Regions from separate parts of the Homo sapiens genome. Here region 1 is linked to region 2. A link is a contact called in ENCODE Hi-C data. All regions are on one chromosome and are shown on one strand. The core of a region is the stretch at or near the end of the contact, and the rest is flanking DNA. Distances in the headings are between cores, read along the strand shown.

Region 1 (7,332 bases), core at 1,332-3,831, 1.5 Mb before region 2:
TCAGCTCACTGCAAGCTCCGCCTCCCGGGTTCACGCCATTCTCCTGCCTCAGCCTCCCGAGTAGCTGGGACTACAGGCGCCCGCCACCACGCCCAGCTAATTTTTTGTATTTTTAGTAGAGACAGGGTTTCACCATGTTAGCCAGGATGGTCTGGATCTCCTGACCTCGTGATCCGCCCGCCTCGGCCTCCCAAAGTGCTGGGATTACAGGCGTGAGCCACCGCGCCCGGCCAATGCGAGAATTTCTTTTTCTTATTTACATAGAAATAGAATTGGTGGTCACAATTCTATTGTGAATGTTCAGCTTCACAAGATAATTTCCAGTTGTTTACCAAAGTGGTTTTGGGGTTTTGTTTTGTTCTGGTTTGATTTTTTTAAACCAATTTACACTTCTAACAACATTGTATATGAGATTCTCTTGATCCACATCCTCTCCAATGCAAGCTATTGTCAGATTTCTTCATTTTTGCCACTCAAATAGACATCAAATGGAATCTCACTGTGGTTTTGACTTGTACCTCTCTGATGATTAATGAAGTTGAATATATCTTTATATGTTTATTGACCATAAATGTTTCATATTCTGAGAAATGCCTTCTCATAGCTTTGTCCACTTTTTTCTATTGGTTCATTGTCCTTTCTTCCTTAATTTTACTATGTTTTTGACAGTTATGGGCTTTTTCTTTGAACTCAAGTGTTCAGAATTGAATTAATCATAATTTTCATGTAATGTGATTTTTTTCCCCTGGTTACAAAAGTAAAGCATGCATGTTATAAAAGAAACAGGTAAAGAGTGCAGACATGTTGAACATAGAAAGAAAAGTCTCCTTTACTCTCAGCTCCACCCCACCTCCAGGCAAGAATAACTCCCATGGACAATTTGTCATTCCATGTCTTTAGATTTTTGTTTTCACATCTCTCTCCCAAATTAGATTGATAGTCTCTCGAGGGTAAAGACTGTATTGTATTCATTTGTGTATTCCCACCCCTAGCATAATGCCTGGTTCAGATCAGGAATGAAATACATTATTGTTGAATGAACTGCTGAAAGACGAGTTAGAACATAGGCTTTGAAGTTAGAAGACTTTGGTTTGCCTGGGGCAGAGAATTCAAGCAGGAGAAAAATGGGAGTACTAGTAAAGTGTGTTGGGCTTTGATTACTGAAAGCCTTGGCTATTGGGCCAGAGTGTTTGATTTTTATGTTGGAGGCAGTGGGGTGAGGGCATTCAAGACTTTTTAGGTAGAGAAAATTATTTATTCATATATGTATGAATTATTCATATTTATATATATATATATTTGTTTGTTTGTTTGTTTGTTTGTTTTAGACAGAGTCTCACTCTGTTGCCCAGGCTGGAGTGCAGTGATGTGATTTTGGCCCACTGAAACCTCTGCCTCCCAGCTTCAAGTGATCCTCCCACCCGAGCCTTCCTACCAGCTGGGATTACAAGTGAGTGCAACTGCACCTGGCTAATTTTTGTATTTTTAGTAGAGATAGGGTTTCACCATGTTGGTCAGGCTGGTCTTGAACTCCTGACTGCAGGTGATCTGCCCGCCTCAGCCTACCAAAGTGCTGGGATTACAGGCATGAGCCACTGTGCCACCTGGCCTATTCTTATGTTTTTACCAGCAACAGAATTAAAATGAGACATTGACAATCTAGTCATCTACTGGCATTGTACAGGATGTGAGGCGGAGGAGAAGGGGGAAAATGAAACTGGAGACAGAAAAATGAATGAATCAAGCAGTTGTGGCCGAATGCGGTGGCTCACACCTGTAGTCCTAGCACTTTGAGAAACCAAAACAGGCAGATCACTTGAGGCCAGGAGTTCAAGACCAGGTTGGGCAACATGGCAAAACCGCATCTCTACAAAAAAATACAAAAAAAAAAAAAAATTAGCCAGGTGTGGTGGCGCACAGCTGTAGTCCCAGCTACTTGGGAGAATCCTTTGAGCCCAGGAGGTTGACCGAGTGAGACCCTGTCTCAAAAGAAAAAAAAAAAAAGTTATTAACTTGGTATGGACACAGACTCCTATGACAAACTCATGAGAACTGTGGCTTCTTTCAGAAAAGTAGCTATAAACCTAAGCCCCTACATTTTTTGAGAATCCCTGGATTAGTGTCTTTTTTTTTTTTTTTTTTTTTTAAGACAGAGTTTTGCTCTGTCGCCAGGCTACAGTGCAGTGGCATGATAGCTCACTGCAACCTCCACTTCTTGGGTTCAAGCGATTCTCATGCCTCAGCCTCCCGAGTAGTTGGGATTACAGGCACGTGCCACCACACCCAGCTAATTTTTGCATTTTTAGTAGAGGCAGGGTTTCACCATGTTGGCCGGGAAGGTCTCAATCTCCTGACCTCATGATCCGCCCGCCTCAGCCTCCCAAAGTACTGGGATTACAGGCGTGAGCCACTGTGCCCAGCCTAGTGAGTCATTCTAAGAGTGAAAGAATAAGAACTTGCAGCATGTATTTATTTAGTCAGACATATTTATTAATCCCCTACTATGTATGTGCAAGGCACTGAGCTGAGTGCTGGGAACAGACACCATCCAGTATGAGGCATGCATTATGGTATGACATAGTGGTCAAGGGCACAGACCCTAAGCCCAGTTCTCTGCCTTCAAACCCCTGCCGGGTGACCTTGTTTAATAAAGCAACTGTACTCCACTTCTGTTTTATAGGGACAATACTGACACCATCCTCATGGGCTGCTGTGAAGATTAAATGAATGCTTCATGAGAGCTTGGGCTTGATGGCAGAAATGAGGGAGGAGAGAGAGGGCAGTAACTATGCGGAGGGCGGATGAGGGCAAGGAAGAATTTTAAAGGATGACAAGATTTTAAAGTAAAGCAGGAGAGGCTGAAGGTGCATCAGTCATGATCTGTTCTGTCCCCTAAGGGGGGCCAAATGGTGGGAGGGGAGAGATCGAGAGCAAACGCAGAGAGGCTGGCTTTAGCTAGGAAGATACTTCCGCTTGTGAGCTGGAGGGGAGGAGTCAAGTGTGGGTGCAGGTGCTGACTCTGAAGTAACCGCAGGCAAGAGGGAAGGAATGTCACCAAGGGGGGAGGGGTGAGGAAAAAGGAAAAGTTGTAACACACTGTCTCAAAGAGGGGATCTAGGAAGATGCAAATGTCAGGGATTATTCAGGACTGGTGAGCTGATAAGGGATACTGATCTGCCTGGTTGGGTAACTTCTGGTGGTCATGGGAGCTACAGGAGAAAAGCATTAAAAAAAAAAAAAAGGTGGGGTGGGGGAAGTGGTGAGTGCAGAATGTCACAGTGGTGAAATCCGGAAGAATAGAGACAGGGGAGGCTGGCCATTGTGGCTCACGCCTGTAATCCAAACACTTTGGGAGGTCAAGGCAGGTGGATTGCTGGAGCCCAGGAGTTCAAGACCAGCCTGGGCAACATGGAGAAACCCAGTCTCAATAAAAAAATTAGCTGGGCATTGTGGCACATGCCTGTAGTCCCAGCTATTTGAGAGGCTGAGGTGGGAGGATTGCTTGAGCCCAGCAGGTGAAGGCTGCAGTGAACCATAATCGTGCCACTGCACTCCTGCCTGGGCGACAAAGTGAGACCCTATCTCAAATAAAAAAAGAAAAGAAAGAGTTGGCCGGGCACGGTAGCTCACACCTGTAATCCCACTGCTTTGGGAAGCCAAGGCAGGCGATCACCTGAGGTCAGGAGTTCAAGACCAGCCTGGCCAACGTGGTGAAACCCTATCTCTACTAAAAAATACAAAAATTAGCCGGGCATGGTGGTAGGCACCTATAATCCCAGCTATTTAGGAAGCTGAGGCAGGGAGAATTGCTTGAACCTGGGAGGCAGAGGTTGCAGTGAGCCAAGATCACGCCACTGCACTCCAGACTGGGCAACAGAGTGAGACTCTCTCTCAGAAAAAAAAAAAGCGGGGGGGGGATTTGCTGGATTTGCCAACCCACTGGTCTTTACTGAAGTATCTTAAGGGTCACTAAAGTGTCACAGCAGGTGACTCATGGCAGAGAAGAAAAGGGAGAAAGAACAGTGAGGCAGTAAACCACATGCAATCTGAGAACACTGACTTTGCAATGAAAGGGAAAAGTAAGACATTAACCAGAAAGAATAACAGAGTGAAATGAGGTATATTTCTTTCTAAAGGTCAGAAAAGCTGTACTACTGCTATTTCTTCTTCTTCTTCTTCTTCTTCTTCTTCTTCTTCTTCTTCTTCTTCTTCTTCTTCTTCTTCTTCTTTTCTTCTTCTTTTTTCTCCTTCTCCTTCTCCTTCCCCTTCTCCTCCTCCTTTTCCTTCTCTTCTTCCTTCTTCCTTCTTCTAAGGTAAAGGCAGCAGTTGTAGAGCTGGCAGGAGAGGGAGGAATAGGGCTTCAAAAACTTAGCTGGAGGCCATGAGCAGTGGCTCACACCTATAATTCCAGCACTTTGGGAGGCCGAGGTGAGCTGATCACTTGAGGCCAGGAGTTCAAGACCAGCCTGGCCAACATGGCAAAACTGCATCTACTAAAAATACAAAAAACAAAACAAAACAAAACAAAAATTAGCTGGGCACTGGACTCCAGACTGGGTGACAGAGCAAGACGCTATCTCAAAAAAAAAAAAAAAAAAGTCAACTGGAGTATGATGCCAGCATAATACTATTGTAATTAGCTTCTGTGGGCCAGACATTTTCCATAAGAATATGTTATTCCCAATTTACAGAGGAGGAAACTGAGGCTCAGAGAAGCTAAGTCATTCGCCCAAGATCACACTGCTAGTCAATGGCAGAGTTAGGATTTGAGCCCAGGTCATATGACTCCAAAACACCAAAGCTTGCCTGCCTAATACCAGAGACAAGCAGAAATGTTAGCACTTTGAGGGAGAGGGGATACTTCTGTCCGCACCGAGGAAGGAAGAAAGGATTGGAAGAAACATATATACTAATGATTTATGTTCATTTATTATTTAGAATTATTCTCCTTCCCACACGAATATATAAGCATATAGATTTTTAAAAATTTCTTTTGATTTATTTGTTTTTGGTTTTGTTTTTGAGATGGAGTCTTACTCTGTTGCCCAGGCTGGAGTGCAATGGCACGATCTCAGCTCACCGCAACCTCTGCCTCCCAGGTTCAAGCGATTCTCATTCCTCAGCCTCCCGAAAAGCTGGGATTACAGACACCCGTCACCATGAGCGGCTAATTTTTTTGCATTTTTAATAGAGACGGGGTTTCACCATGTTGGCTAGGCTGGTCACGAACTCCTGACCTCAAGTGGTCCACCCACCTTGGCCTCCCAAAGTGCTGAGATTATATGGGTGAGCCACCACGCCTGGCCAATTTTTTAAATTTCTTTTGAGACAGGGTCTTGCTCTGTCACCCAGGCTGGAGTGCAGTGGTGCAAACACAGCTCACTGCCACCTCAGACTACTGGGCTCCAGTGATCCTCCTGCCTCAGCCTCCCAAGTAGCTGCGACTACCAATGTGTACCACCACACCAAGCTAATTTTTGACATTTTTAGTAGAGATGGGTTCTCACTATGTTGCTCAGGAGAGTCTTGAACTCCTGAGCTCAAAAGATCTTCCCACCTCAGCCTCCCAAAGTGCTGGGATTACAGGCGTGAGCCACCATGCTTGGCTGAAAGCATATAGATTTTTTTTAAGTTGGCATGATCGGTTTACATGACCAAGCACCTTTAAAAAAAAAAAAAAAGGCAGGCTGGGGATGATGGCTCATGCCTGTAATCCCAGCACTTTTGGAGGCTGAGGTGGATGGATCACTTTGAGGTCAAGAGTTCAAGACTAGCCTGCTCAACGTAGTGAAACCTCTGTCACTACTAAAAATAAAAAAATTTAAAAAATTAGCTGGGTGTGGTGGCAGGTGCCTGTAATCCCAGCTACTTGGGAGGCTGAGGCAGAAGAATCACTTGAACCCAGTAGGCAGAGGTTGCACTGAGCCGAGACCATGACATTGCACTCCAGCCTGGGCAACAAGAGTGAAACTCCATTTCAAGGAATATATGTATATATGTACAAAAAAATAGCCAGGCGTGGTGGCAGATGCCTGTAATCCCAGCTATGTGGGAGGCTGAGGCAGGAGAATTGCTTGAGCCCGGGAGGGAGAGGTTGCAGTGAGCTGAGATTGTGCCACTGCACTCCAGTCTGGGCAATAAAGTGAGACTCTGTCTCCAAAAAAAAAAGAAAAAAAAAAACCCAATGCAAAAAATTGGCATGATACAGGAAGTCTGACTTTACATAGAAGAAAATTCAGGCAAAGAACCAAGCTGAACTTTTGTGGTCAGAGAATGAACTGGACATGGCCAAGAATGTTAAAGCTGAGTATTTAGAACAGTGGTGTGGCTAATTGATTCACCCAGTCCTCTATCCAAATGGTTGCTTCATAGGAGAATCAATCCTCCCTTAAATACTCCCTTAATTCAAGAGAATGGAGGGGAAAATAGTTTGCATATATTGGCAAGTTGTTTATTGCAACTACAAGGATTTTTGTGATGTATGTCTCATCTATCAATATTTTCTGATGAGTGATTTCAAAATATCTGTCTAAAGAACAGACCTAGGCCAGGCGCGGTGGCTCACGCCTGTAATCCCAGCACTTTGGGAGGCCGACGCGGGCGGATCACGAGGTCAGGAGATCAAGACCATCCTGGCTAACACGGTGAAACCCCGTCTCTACTAAAAATACCAAAAATTAGCTGGGCGTGGTGGCGGGTGCCTGTAGTCCCAGCTATTCAGGAGGCTGAAGCAGGAGAATGGCGTGAACCCGGGAGGCAGAGTTTGCAGTGAGCTGAGATTGCGCCACTGCCCTCAAGCCTGGGCGACAAAGCAAGACTCCGTCTCACAAAAAAAAAAAAAAAAAAAAAAAAGAACAGACCTCATTTATATTTGCCAAACTCTCACATGCAAAAAATGCAGAAAAAACCAAAACCAAATCATAAAGCAAAGGGAACTGTACAGTTTCGTGGGCAGGTCACAGGCTAGAACCAGAGACATAAAAACTGACAGCCATGGTGAGCAAATTGGACAAACAGGACCCAAGGACTAGGACATGGTGAGGGGTCACTCCTGCTGCTATACCAATGCTCTAACCCCAGCGGTGACACCAAAAGGTGTTGAAAAAATGCCAAGGTTCAAGGGCATCTAGTAGACCAGGAAAGTACTGGAAAAGCAGATCTGAGCAAAAAGGAGGTCGCCATCTGACTCAGCTTGCAAATCAACCTCTACATGCCAAGCCCACCTATTTCTCAGGAAAATCCTGTTTATCACAACATACTTGGTATAAAAATATGATGAAAGTGAGGCCAGGTGCCGTGACTCACGCCTGTAATCCCAGCACTTTGGGAGGC
Region 2 (7,515 bases), core at 1-2,500:
ACAAGAGCAGGAGTTAAAACACACACACACCATTCTACAAGGCCAGAGAGGGGGGCGGATGGTGGGGAAAACTGTAGCTTCTGTAAAAGGGAGAGAGAACAGACACAAATGAGAACTGTCCGTGTGACAAGGTGAGGGCCACAGAAAGCAGCATTTAGGAGCTATGCCAGCTGACCCCTTAAAGGAGGTGGGTTACAGCATGATTAAAGAAGCAGCATTCGTTCATTGGACAGACTCCAAACGATTCCTTGAATTATTCTACTTACTCCTCACAAAAGAGAGTGTTAGGAAGATTCCTACTCTCAAAATGTCTTTGAAAGCAGCCAGCTAGGGAATTTAGAGTAAAATAGTGGTAAATGAACATGTTCTAGAGCTAATGAACTGTATATGTACATACATCTCCAGAAAGGGATGCTAATTTCAAAAACGTTGTCCAAAAGGTTGCCAGGATTGGAAACAAGTGACCGGCCAGTGCAAGTCCTTTTCACAAACACTGCAGGCCTAGAAAACGCACACAGAGAGAAACATAATCGCTTATGGACTTTGGACTCATGTGGATACAGGTTCGAATCCCGTCTGTGCCACTCAGCAAATGAGAAAACCTCCCATGACTCCGATTAAATAGCTCGCCCTAGGTGGGTCACACTGCATTGTTAAGGGCAGACCTGGGGCAAGAATCCAATAAGGTCGCTGACTCCGGAGCGGTGCTCTTTCCGGCAGCTTGGTGCCCAGCAGAGGGTCCCCTCGCGCCGCCGTCCCCCAGGCCTGGAGCGCCTTTGTCCCCCACTCACCAGAGAGCAGCCGCGGAAGTGGCTGGCTGGGGGTAGCCAGGAGAGGGTCGAGTCAGCGGGAGGTGGGCGTGGGAGCGGGGGGCGCGAGTGGGGAGAACCCCCAGAGTGGCACGGACGGGAGGGGAAGGGGGCGGCCGGGTGGTGATTGGCTGGGCTGCGGCAGGCAGCTCCGGGCCAAGAACAAAAGAGAGCAGGCGGCGGGCGTCCTCCGGAGTAGGCACTCCCGCCCGCCCGGCGCGGGCTTCGGTGCTGGGGGAGGACGCGCCCACCGCCCGCCCGCCAGCCGAGAAGCCGGGCTGGCGCGCTCGGTTTCTCCGCGAAAGCCGGCCGTGTACCTAGGAATTAACCGGCCCGCGCGGGAGGGAAGGGGAGGGGAGCGGGAAGCGGGAAGCGGGGCGGGGGGGGGATGCTGAGCGCGCGCGAGAACAATAATAAGATCGTGTTTGCGGTCGCTGCCCGAGAAGGAATTCGGAGCAGACGCGAGGCCCGGCGCTCGCGCCGCGCCCGGGAGCCCGGGAGGGAGACCGGCAGCGGCGGCATGAGGCAGGCGACGCGGCGCTGGTGAGCAGCGCGCGCGGCGGCGGCGGCGGCGGCGGCGGGGACCTTGGCGCGGCCGGACGCGGGCGAGCGCCGAACGGCCGGGGGCTCCCCTCCCCCGCTGCCGGGCCGTGATTTGCCGGGCCTGCTGCGCCCCCCGCCCACCCCTTGCCTCAGCCGCCGCCTCGCCGCTTCCCCTCGTCGGAGCGGCCGCTCGTCCGCCCGGCTTGAGGCCCGCGGGGAGCGCGGCGCAATTCGTCGGCCCGCGGGGGGGCGGCCTCCCGGCATCTTCGCGGCGACCAAGGACTACCAGGAAGGGGAGCGGCTGGGATGGCGCGTCCGCGGCCCCGCGAGTACAAAGCGGGCGACCTGGTCTTCGCCAAGATGAAGGGCTACCCGCACTGGCCGGCCCGGGTGAGTACCGCGGCCGCGCGCGGGCCCGCCCGCCCACCATTTTCCCCTTCATGATGGCGCGCCCGCCCCCTTTCCCCATCGCCTCAGCCCCGAGCCCGCAGCTCGCGGCCGGCTGTGGTGAGGGCTGAGGGCGGCGCGGCACGAAGAAGACCGGGCCGGGGCTGAGGCAAGGGCTCCCGGCCTCGCCCGCACTCCGCCAGGGCGGCCATCCTTCCGCCCACTTTCGAAGGCGGGTCCGGCCCCCGCAGGCCCGACGCTGCCTTCCTCCTGGAAAGCCGGTGCCGACCGGGAAGCCACGCCGCCGGGCAGCGGGCCTGCGACGGAGGCTTCGGCTCCGGGCAGGGTCATTGGTGGATACCCTGGGTCCCGGGCGAACGTCGGGGCAGGTACGGCAGCGGGGTGAGCGGCTGTCCGCGAGCCGGCGAGTGCCGGCGGGCAGTAAATCCTGGAAAGTGGTAGTGGTCATCCAGAGGCCAGCGGGAGCCTCTTGGCAGTCATTCATCCATCTCTTTGCCTTCTAGACTTGTTGAGTTTTCCCTGAGCGCGATTCCCGGTGCCCCGCCTGCCCTATCATTGTCCTGGGGTACGTGCCTCTCTGGTGCCCATCGTTCTTTTAAACCGACCTCTGATAGCCGAGAGCTTGCAGCCTACCTCTGACTGGTGGGTCCAGCAAGCTTCTTGTGCCTTTCCACCTCCATATTTGTTTTAGGTAGAATCTCAAACCTTATTCTTGGCCTCCTGCTACAGTCCACAATAGCTCTCTCTTCCTACATAACAAGGTTGTCGTTGGGCTCTTTTTCTAGAAAGCGTCTGCATGTAATACATAGCATTCACAATTTTTATTAAGCTCTTTGAGGAAGACACACAACACTGCCATGTGTGCTTTGTGTTTTAGAAGAAATCCTTTTTATTTTTATTTTTGTATGGTTGGCAGTTGATTGCTTGAAATAAGAAATCTTGTGAAAAGGAGGGTCAAGGCATTCTAGAGATTATATTGGTATTCTTTAGGAACGGAAACAGTCATGGAGAAAATTGGCATAAATATAGTGTGAGCTCTAAAATGTTGTATTGTAGTCAAGTGAAGATAGCAAGATCAAGAAAAAAAAATACACCCATTCACAAAAGGAAGTGACATCACGAGTGGCCAGACTGAAATTTAGTGAAGTTGAAGTAATGGATGGACATAATCACTTTTTAAATATTTGGTTTGGCATGATTGTCAAATGGAAAGAACACTAGGCCAGGAATTGGGGGACCTGGTGTCTGGTTCAGGCTCTGTTATGGACTAATCATTTCAACTGTCTGCATATCCATTGCTGCAACTATAAAATCATCTCTAGGATCCTTTCCAACACTAACAACCTCAGATATCAAGAGGAAAAAACAGTCTTATTCAGGTTCCAGTAGACTGAAAATAGCTTCGCATCTGAACTGTAGATTGTCCTTAAGATAAGGCAAAGTTTTTAAGGTAGAATAACTGGTTATTTTTTATGCTGTAATACAGTATTGCTTAGAGAGGCAAGATTTGTGACTTTAGGAGTCCCTGAATATATTTGTGACTTCAGAAAATCCCCGAATCTGTTTGCCAAGTAAGAAATGTATAGCTTTAGGGCCATATGTGTATAAACACAGTCAAAGCCAATTAAAGGTTACCGTTACTAGTTGGTCATTTCCTAGTACCATAATGGCTTTTTAAAATCTTCCCTTTGAAAAATATCTTCTGATAGTCAAAAAGAAAATAGACTTAAAATTTCATTAATATGTTGCCTGTACAGGTTGGCCACCTGTAGTAATTTGTGAAACAGAAAAATCCTACGGAAGTGGTCCTAGTTGTATATCTAATTGTACATAAAATTCCTGGAAGTGATAATTCCAAATAAGGCAAAATGGAAAATAAAATGAGGAAACAAAATTAAGTTTTTAGATAAAATAGGTACAAGAAAGAAAAATCTGTATCTATTCACATTTAACGAGCTCCTCAAGAAACAACCTAAGACTCAAAAAAAGAAGTTTTATTTTCTCGTTAGTGGCATGCTGCAATTTCCAAAGGTAAAGGTTAGAAAAAGATTTGAGTCCCCTTTTTTACAGTGCGTATACTTCACATATGTTTTCATTTTTTTCATCCCAATTCTATGAGGCATTATTCCCATCTTACACCTAGGTATAGCTGTGTAGATGATAATGTTATAAAATGCTAACTGGGAAAAAAAGTCTTGCTTATTGAAGTTTCAAATATTATCACTTGATACGAAGGCCATTCATGTGGGCATTAGATACTGTGGGGCGCCAAGGACTCAAACTTAGGAGGGAAACCAGGAAGAAACAGATTTCAGAGTACATGTTGTAGGAAGGCACTTTGTATTAGAGCTGGTTCATACAGGAATGGAGAAGCAACTTCCTTGCTCTAGGGAAGATGTTTGGTCCTAGGCAGCCCTTTGTGAGGAATGTAGGTCAAGAGGATTCAGAATTCCTACAGGTTGGATTCAGCTCTTGGCTGGGCTTCACACTGTGACCTTGTGCATGTTCTGTAATCTTTCTAAGTTTCTGTTTACTCGTCTGTAAAATAAAGATAATTCTCACCTCACAAATACAGAGTATCTAAAAGCACCAAGTGATGGTACTTGTATGTTCCTACCTTTTTCCTTTTTGAATTTCTAACTTTCCTTTGTATCACTACACTATTTTAAATTATTGTCAACTTTCAACTCAGATTTATTTTTCCAATATTTTATCCTGAAAAATTTCGAATATATAGATAAGTTTAAAAAATTGAACTGTGAAGACCCATTTATCTACACCTAGATTCTACAATTAAATTTCATTCTACTTGCTCTTTCATGCATCTGTTCATATATCCTCCCTCTATCTACATAATAGTTCCTCTTATTTTAATGCATTTCAAGGTAAGTTGCACACATCGCCATAATTTACTCCTAGACACATGCATGCCATTAACCTAGTGGTTAATACTTTGAATGGATCCTTTTCTCTTTTGAGGTAAAATTTACATGGAATGGAATGTACTTACCTTAACTGTACCATTCGGTGAGTTTGACAAATGTATACATTGGTATAATATAAATATAGCTCTCTATATGATATATGTCTGATATATATAAGTATATGTGATACATATATATAATATAAATACATAAATACATTGACATAATACCTACCAAGGTATAGAACAGTGCCTACGAAAGTACTCTCATGCCTCTTTCTGGTAGATTCCTGTCCTCCTCCTTCCTTCTCCCCCATTGTTCAGATGTATTATTCTAACATTAAATAGCAGCTGGCTGTTTCTCATCTAGTATGCCTAATTTTGTGTGGCTTTAAAAATTAGAAGTTCATCTATGTTATGGATTAGCTAGCTTAATGTTAAAAAGTACTGAGGCTAAAACGAGTCTCTGATCGCTTTTGTTTGTGTACCCTGTTGGTAAAATAATTTGAGCATACATCACTAATATATCTAAATTTTCTTTATATATACATGTGCTTTCTGTTACTACTATATACAGCATAAAATAAACACAAAAAGAAACTAAAAGGGATGACATGATGAAAACAATATGTTTTAAAATTTTCATTGCACAATATCGTTAACAGTAATAATACTTATTATTACTTATAGGTTAAGTTCATATTTTTTAAAGTCTTAATTTTTGGAATATTTTCTGCCTGCTTCTTGTGAGATTTGACTAGATGGATGGTCATTGTTCTTAACTTCCGAAGAGATTTTCTAGAATAGAAGTGTCAGCTTAGACATTTACCTTGTTGTTTGCTTGCATCTACATTACTAATATTATTTTTGTGTAGGAATCTTTCTTTTTTTTAGCCACCTGTTCATTTGGTGAGAGCTAGTTCAGTTAGAAGTAGATATTCCATAATCCTGCTCAACCGGGCACACACCAAATGGCAGTAAATCACAGTATACTCAACGTGAATAAACATAACCATCTGAATAAGAATACTATTAATAGTGTCAACTTGCATATAAAATACTAGTAAAATTTACTTTTTAGCTAAAAGAGTAAGAAACTGAAATCAAAATTCTGTTTTCTTCCCATACCCCACCCAAACCTTCCGCTGAGATGTGAGCACTCTGCTTATGTTACCCCCTACTCTAAAAGGTCAGAAAACAATGTAAACGAAAAGCCTCAAAATTATTGTGCTTTAACTAAAGCACTTTTTTACACTTAAAAACTTTATATGAGAATTATCAAATATTGCTAGTAGAGTGTATTGATAGTTACTTAAGAAAACTGACTTAATCTACATATGCTTACCTTGTGACCTAGCAGTCTCTTCTAGGCATATACCCAAGAGAAATGAGTGTTTATATTCACCAAAATACTGTACAAGAATGCTCATACATAACAACTTTCTTCATGATAGAACAGGAAACAACCCAAATGTCCATCAGCAGGAGAATGAGTAAACAAATTTGTAGTATATTCACATAGTGGAGTACTATTTGACAATAAAAAGGAATAAATTACTGATACAGTGGTCACTGGTTTGTAGTGGGTAGAAAGGAGTTATTGAATAGGAGAAGGCACTGGAAATGTTCCCTGTCTTGATCTGGATGGTGTTACATGGATGTGTACATATGTAAAAATGTATCAAGCTGTACATTTAAGATTTGTGCACTATACTGTATGAAAGTTATACCTCAATTTAAAAAACACATTTTATATGAGTTAGGGAGAAAGGAGAACTAATACTTCTACATGGATTAAATTTCACTATTTTTAGCTTTCAGTGAGTTGTTTTTTTTCCTTCGAGTCCTCACTCCTACCAAGCTGCATCTTCCTATTCCCTTTTGACTTATTATAGAAACTTCATTTTCTACTTTAGAGCATTCTCTTTAGACTTTCTTTGAGTTCTGGTTTCAGCCTGTCTGGTTTGTTTACCTGCATCAGTGTCTTTCTCTTCCTTTAATATTAAATCACTGCTTATCATATTTTTGATCTAGCTTTCTTTAACCTCTCACTTTGTAAAGCATAAGAATAAAGCATTTGACCTTCCTATTTATATAGCTTCAAGAGCTGAGCTCTTACTGAACTTTTGTTGAGCACCTACTGTATGTAAGGCACAGGGGTATAGTTTTTTCATATCTCTAGCAATAGATTAAATTTGCAGCAATTCTAAAACATGATTATGAAGTGTTTCCATACCCTTTATTAATATAAATATTTGTTGGGAATCTTCCTTTTCTGATCCATAGCACTTTCAGGTTTTTTGCATTTGACAATGATCTACTAAGAAGGTGATAAATTTATTTCTGGAGACCAGGCCACATTATTTTCAGAGAATCATTTGGGACTTAAGTTCTTTTTAATCTCAACATAAAGTAAGGTGTTTATAATCTTCATTACTTTGGCCTAAGAAGTACATCAGTTGTTCAGTCCTGGCACAAGCTCACTCAGTCTTTTTCCCAGGGACTACTTTCACTTTGCCAAGGATTTGGCAAATTGTCTCATTTTCTCCCACTTAATCTGGGAGCTCATAGGAACTTTAAACTTTTGATACCAATATGTTCATTTTCCGATGCTCCCGTTTCAACCAGATGAGTCTCTATTCCTGGCACATCCCCTTTGGAATTCTCTAATGACTACTGTTCCTCCATGATTTGGAAAATAATATTAATTCTCGGAAGTCAGTTTTCTACTATTAGAGATTGTATTTGATTCTTTTGGGAAATGACTGATGGTTTAAAATTATGTACAACTTCATTGAAAAGCCTGTTTGCATTAGAAAAGTATTATAGGCT

Evidence for each region. Hi-C counts contacts between places; a loop is a spot of excess contacts on that map. Pooled maps may share reads with other maps.
Region 1: a loop to region 2 is called in a pooled map, with 4 times the contacts of the local background. The contact joins the enhancer-like site here to the promoter of HDGFL3 in region 2. A Hi-C loop is called at or near these places in 5 of 37 single-sample maps with no recorded cell type and 3 of 50 pooled maps.

The regions. Positions count from the first base shown.
Region 1 is chr15:84,730,945-84,738,276 of GRCh38, reverse strand. No RefSeq gene overlaps it. Among named protein-coding and RNA genes, the nearest start is that of ZNF592, 14 kb to the left of the region's middle. RefSeq lists enhancers at 1,732-1,791, 3,072-3,161, 3,182-3,241, 3,748-4,651. Within about 2 kb of position 2,581, at least 23 of the 41 ENCODE cell types and tissues checked have a DNase peak (open chromatin) inside an H3K27ac peak, as active enhancers do.
Region 2 is chr15:83,201,558-83,209,072 of GRCh38, reverse strand. It overlaps HDGFL3 (HDGF like 3), which reads left to right and starts at 1,250. Exons shown (of 6, transcript NM_016073.4): 1 at 1,250-1,742. The coding sequence starts at 1,659. RefSeq lists an enhancer at 339-952 and silencers at 813-1,152, 1,543-1,992.